2 separate regions of the Homo sapiens genome follow, and region 1 is linked to region 2. The links are chromatin loops, found by intact Hi-C in ENCODE. Cell type or tissue: natural killer cell. All regions are shown on one strand.

Region 1 (2,500 bases), 280 kb after region 2:
CCTACAGTTTGGAAACTCTGGAGGTCCCCTGGTTAACCTGGTGAGTGAGACATCCTTCCTTCCAAGAATCCCTGCCCCAGGTCAGTGTGGGAAGGGTAGGTTTCCCCTAATTCAAGGATGTTTGGTCAAGTTTCTGAGCAGTTCTTTGTTGGCTATCTCTCAATATCCAACCAGATCTCCCCAACACTTGCTGGTACTTTTGTTCGGGTGCCCCCATCCCCTACTATTTGTTTAGGCTAGGGAACTGGGGGCTGTATCCCTGCAGGATGGGGAGGTGATTGGAGTGAACACCATGAAGGTCACAGCTGGAATCTCCTTTGCCATCCCTTCTGATCGTCTTCGAGAGTTTCTGCATCGTGGGGAAAAGAAGAGTGAGCCTGCCTTATGGGGAAACGGGTTCCTTTAATGTGGTGGAAATAGGGGAAGGGCATTCAGTGGGACTTCCTGGAGGGTGGTCTACTGGGAGAAGAGGGCAGGGAAGGAAGGATGTAGCTGGGTGGGGCTCATTTGTCCCTCTGTCACAGATTCCTCCTCCGGAATCAGTGGGTCCCAGCGGCGCTACATTGGGGTGATGATGCTGACCCTGAGTCCCAGGTATGAGCTTTAGGGACAGTGACATGTAATGTGACCAGTGTAATCAGAGGGGGGCACCTCTATTGAGCTTTGTTCTCATTTCTGTCTTTATCTAAGATGAACTGTGTCACACTTGAAATAATCACAAGAGCTGTCTCCCTTCATCATCTTGACTTTCTTATCCCACTCCACTTTGTACACCTGTCACCAGATTGATTTCATCCTGTTACTGCTTTGATTTCAAGCCTTCAATCCATTAACTTGGCATTTAAGGGCCATTTTCCATCTGTCTGTAAATCAACTTTCTAGACCTGGCTGTAATACCTTCCTATATGAATACTCAGCCAACCTGATTTCCTACTCCCATGTTTTTTATTTATGCTGTTCTTGTTTTATATGGTTAATATCAGATCCATCCTTTTAGGCTCAACTTAAGTTCTTTCCCCTTAAAGCTTCTCTTAGTATTCTAGAATGACATTAGTGCTATTGATTTAACACTGTTTGTCATTTGGTGCCCTCATGTGGTGTACATCTTTTATGTACATGTTGCACTTTATTGCTAGAAGACAGAAAGTGAGTTGCCATTGTATTTTGTAGTACCTAGCCCATGTCCTGTCCATATATTTATCAATGTGTTGATGAGAGACTTGAGGTGGAACTCAGGATGGGGAGAATGCCTGGGTTTGGCTAATAGGGTGATCTGTGTACTTTCAGCATCCTTGCTGAACTACAGCTTCGAGAACCAAGCTTTCCCGATGTTCAGCATGGTGTACTCATCCATAAAGTCATCCTGGGCTCCCCTGCACACCGGTGAGGGAGAGGCTGCAGTGTGATATGGGGATGGGCAAGGTGTGCATGTGTCCTTGAACTAGGCTTTGTACTCCTTCCTTTCTCTCTGTCCATTTTTCTCTATAGGGCTGGTCTGCGGCCTGGTGATGTGATTTTGGCCATTGGGGAGCAGATGGTACAAAATGCTGAAGATGTTTATGAAGCTGTTCGAACCCAATCCCAGTTGGCAGTGCAGATCCGGCGGGGACGAGAAACACTGACCTTATATGTGACCCCTGAGGTCACAGAATGAATAGATCACCAAGAGTATGAGGCTCCTGCTCTGATTTCCTCCTTGCCTTTCTGGCTGAGGTTCTGAGGGCACCGAGACAGAGGGTTAAATGAACCAGTGGGGGCAGGTCCCTCCAACCACCAGCACTGACTCCTGGGCTCTGAAGAATCACAGAAACACTTTTTATATAAAATAAAATTATACCTAGCAACATATTATAGTAAAAAATGAGGTGGGAGGGCTGGATCTTTTCCCCCACCAAAAGGCTAGAGGTAAAGCTGTATCCCCCTAAACTTAGGGGAGATACTGGAGCTGACCATCCTGACCTCCTATTAAAGAAAATGAGCTGCTGCCATCTTTTGTGGGCAGTTAGTCAGGTGCTGCTCTTTGTGGTGTGGTGGGCTCTGGTCTGTTCTGCTCGGTGCTGGGCCTGGGAGCAAAGATTCCCATGCTTGGCTACAGATACTGACAGCTGGCCTCTGAAGGAGGGTGAAAACTTCTGCTTGACAGTTCCACATCCATAGTGCATGGTCTGATGAGTGCGGTTGCTGACATGGGTTTCTTGGTAAGCTCCTGAGGTAATGGCAGCCTCAGACCCCTGCCATTAGGGGCCAGTGGTGGTTTGCAGAGGGCAGTGGCACTTAGATAATCTGGTTGCTGGTCTGGCCAGGGTAGCGTTCAAACCTCCTGTTGGCCTCTTCACTGAAGGCATCACCTGCAGAGTGGACAGGCAATTTGGGAGGCGCCCTGCACAGAGGGAGGGAGATAGATGCACTGTGGAGAAGGGTGGGTAGAAGTGGAGGGACTGAGAGCTCTACAGGAAGGTGGGAAGATGGAGAAACAAGCTATGGAAAAGAGAATGAACGT
Region 2 (2,500 bases):
ACCATGTGACTTCCTTCTGGCACCCAGGGCCTAGAAAACAGTGGATGTGCTTTTCTCTGTGTCCATTCTACTCCCAGAGGACAGCCCATTTATCCATCTGATTATTCATTCATCTAAACATCTGTTTGGTGCTTTTAGAGGTCAGATCATTCATTTATTCAAAGTCCGCTGAGTGTCTGCTGTGTACCAGGCATTGTGAAAGGTATTGAGAACCCATCACTGAACAAGATAACATATCTTCATTCCAGTGGGAGACACAGGTAAGTAACCAGGCAATTCCCATATAGCAGGGTTTCTCAACCTCGGCACAATGGACATTTTGGGCTAGATGATTCTTTGCTGTGGAGGGTCTGTCCTGTGTATTGTAGTGTGTTTAGTAGCATCCACAGCCTCTACACATTAGATACCAGTAGGAACCCTCCTCCCAGTTATAACAATGAAAACTGTCTCTAGATATTGTTAAATGTCTCCTGGGGTGAAAATTGTCCCTGGTTGAGAGCCACTGCCAAGAGGTGTGCTGGGATAGGTTTAGGGTGCCACAGGAGCACGCAGTAGAGGTAAAGATGTAGTCAGGAAGGCCTCCCTAGAAGTAGATAAGTGGAAGCTGAGATCCAAAAAATGAGCAGAGAATTGGCCAGGGGAATAGGGTTAAGTGGAGTGATAAGAAACAGTGTCCCAGGAAGAGGGAATAGTGTCTAAAAGGTCTGGAGCTGAAAAACAGCATGTACTTGAAGAACCAAAAGATGATCAGGATTGATGGAAAACAGAATGTAGAATGGTTGGGGAGGGTAGGAATGCTGAGAAAGAGAATGCTGGGAGATGAGGCGTGAGAGCCAGGTAGGGCCATGTGGTGAGGGCCACATGGGGCAGCTGGGACTTATGAGTCAAGGATAATGCTTAGTTTCCGGTGTAGACAGCTGGGTGAACCACGGTATCACCTGCTGTGCTGGGGAAGGGCAGGGAGCAGCACGTCAGGAGGGAAGATAAGGGACGCAATGTCAGCTGTGTGAACTGGGGGATCCTGAGGGGCAGCCATGGGGAATCCTGAGGGGCAGCCATGTGGACATGCCCAAAAGGCAGCTTGACAAATGGGTCTTCTCCTTGGGGTACTGAGCTTTCCAATGGCTCTACTTTGAAGGCCTCCATTGGAGAAGACCCTTGCCTAGGAGATTGGCAGGTGTCTGCTGAGCTGTTTTCCCCAGGGAGGCCTGAGTTGTTGTCATGGCAACAGCTTACCATCCTTCTAAAAATGTCTTAACTCCAAACTAAGAATTCAAGGTTAGTTTTTAAAAAGTGTGGGGAGAAGGCCACAATTAGCACTCCATTAATTGTGCTGATTAAATTCACTCCAGCATCAGTGGGAAAAGTACCAAATAACACAGCAGATGATTCCCCTTAACGGTTTGACCTATTTAAATAATCATTAAGTTTGGTCTTTAGTAATGAGATTTAGCTTCAGATCTTTTAATATTGTCTTATTATATTATTATTACTTGAAGCGTAAAGGATTACAAATAGTGATGGCCTCAACCTGGATGGTAGATGAAACCTTGGTTTTGGGATTACAGGATGAAGCTTCCTGCTGCCACCAGGTGGCGGCAGATCTTACTTTTACACTCAGGGCACCGGCTCGCACACACCTGATAATTGTCGGTGGCATCCCCCAGAAGCCCACCAAAGGTGATCGCGTTGGTGATACAGCCGAGGTAGATGAATAGGATGGCAGAGATGGACTGAATGTGGAAGCCATCATAGAAGTCACTTGGGAACCAGGGCAACTTCCTCTTGATATCCAGACACAGGCCACCGAAGAACCTGCTCAAGACAGGCCCAGGGGCTGCTTTCTCACCACTAACACCAGTGCAGGGGCAGGGCTATTTACAAGAACTTGCAGAGTCTGGGGCGAGGAAAGGAACTTGACCAGGGTGGATGGGGCAAAGATCTTTCCACCAGAACATTTAGGGCCAGGGATGAATTCCTGTAGGACTGAGTTTGTGGTTGGCACCACCCACATTGGGAAGGGTGGACATAGAGGGTTTTGGAGAGGGAAAGTCTGATGGGAATATGTCCTGGGGTAGACCTAACATTCCATGGAGAATGGAAGTCCTGGGGTCCACAGATGGTGGTCCTCCTCACATCCCTGACCATCTGCAGGGTGCCTGCTCTTGGTGAACACAGGAGTGTCTAACTTTCGGTGACAGAAGCATCCCAGATTATAACAGATTCATTAAGAACAGATCCTAAACCTTATAACTGGTTGGTATTTGTTTGTTTTTTGATTTTGCTATCTGGAACAGCTGAGTGGAAGATTTTAGGTTTGGAGACACTGTTTACTGGGATTGCTATTCCCATAGCCCCTAATGCAGTCCTTAGCATGGAGCAGAGTTTCTCAACCTCAGTTCTGCTGATATTTTGGACTGGATACTCCTTTGCTGCAGGGGCTGTCCCATGCACTGCAGGATGTTTAGCAGCTACCTACTAGATGCGAGTAGCATCTCCC

What was found. A loop is a pair of places that touch in the nucleus more often than their neighbours do. Peaks named below come from ENCODE experiments on the same cell type or tissue, not always from the same donor. Only the 100,000 strongest peaks of a DNase experiment are listed, where the experiment ranks them.
Region 1: a loop joins it to region 2, with 13 times the contacts of the local background. A loop is called at or near these places in 13 of 110 quality-filtered maps.

The regions. Positions count from the first base shown.
Region 1 is chr2:74,531,332-74,533,831 of GRCh38, forward strand. HTRA2 (HtrA serine peptidase 2) reads left to right here. Exons shown (of 8, transcript NM_013247.5): 4 at 8-40; 5 at 266-371; 6 at 525-594; 7 at 1,288-1,383; 8 at 1,489-1,988. The coding sequence ends at 1,654. It overlaps LOXL3 (lysyl oxidase like 3), which reads right to left. Exons shown (of 14, transcript NM_032603.5): 14 at 927-2,348. The coding sequence ends at 2,275. Among named protein-coding and RNA genes, the nearest start is that of HTRA2, 2.6 kb to the left of the region's middle. In natural killer cell, a CTCF peak has its summit at 1,134 (motif pointing left); a DNase peak (open chromatin) is centred at 1,100; H3K27ac peaks cover 743 bases.
Region 2 is chr2:74,248,703-74,251,202 of GRCh38, forward strand. SLC4A5 (solute carrier family 4 member 5) reads right to left here. Exons shown (of 31, transcript NM_133478.3): 17 at 1,641-1,815. Among named protein-coding and RNA genes, the nearest start is that of MTHFD2, 51 kb to the left of the region's middle. RefSeq lists enhancers at 1,600-1,769, 1,820-1,879. In natural killer cell, CTCF peaks have their summits at 1,554 (motif pointing right) and 1,760; a DNase peak (open chromatin) is centred at 1,609.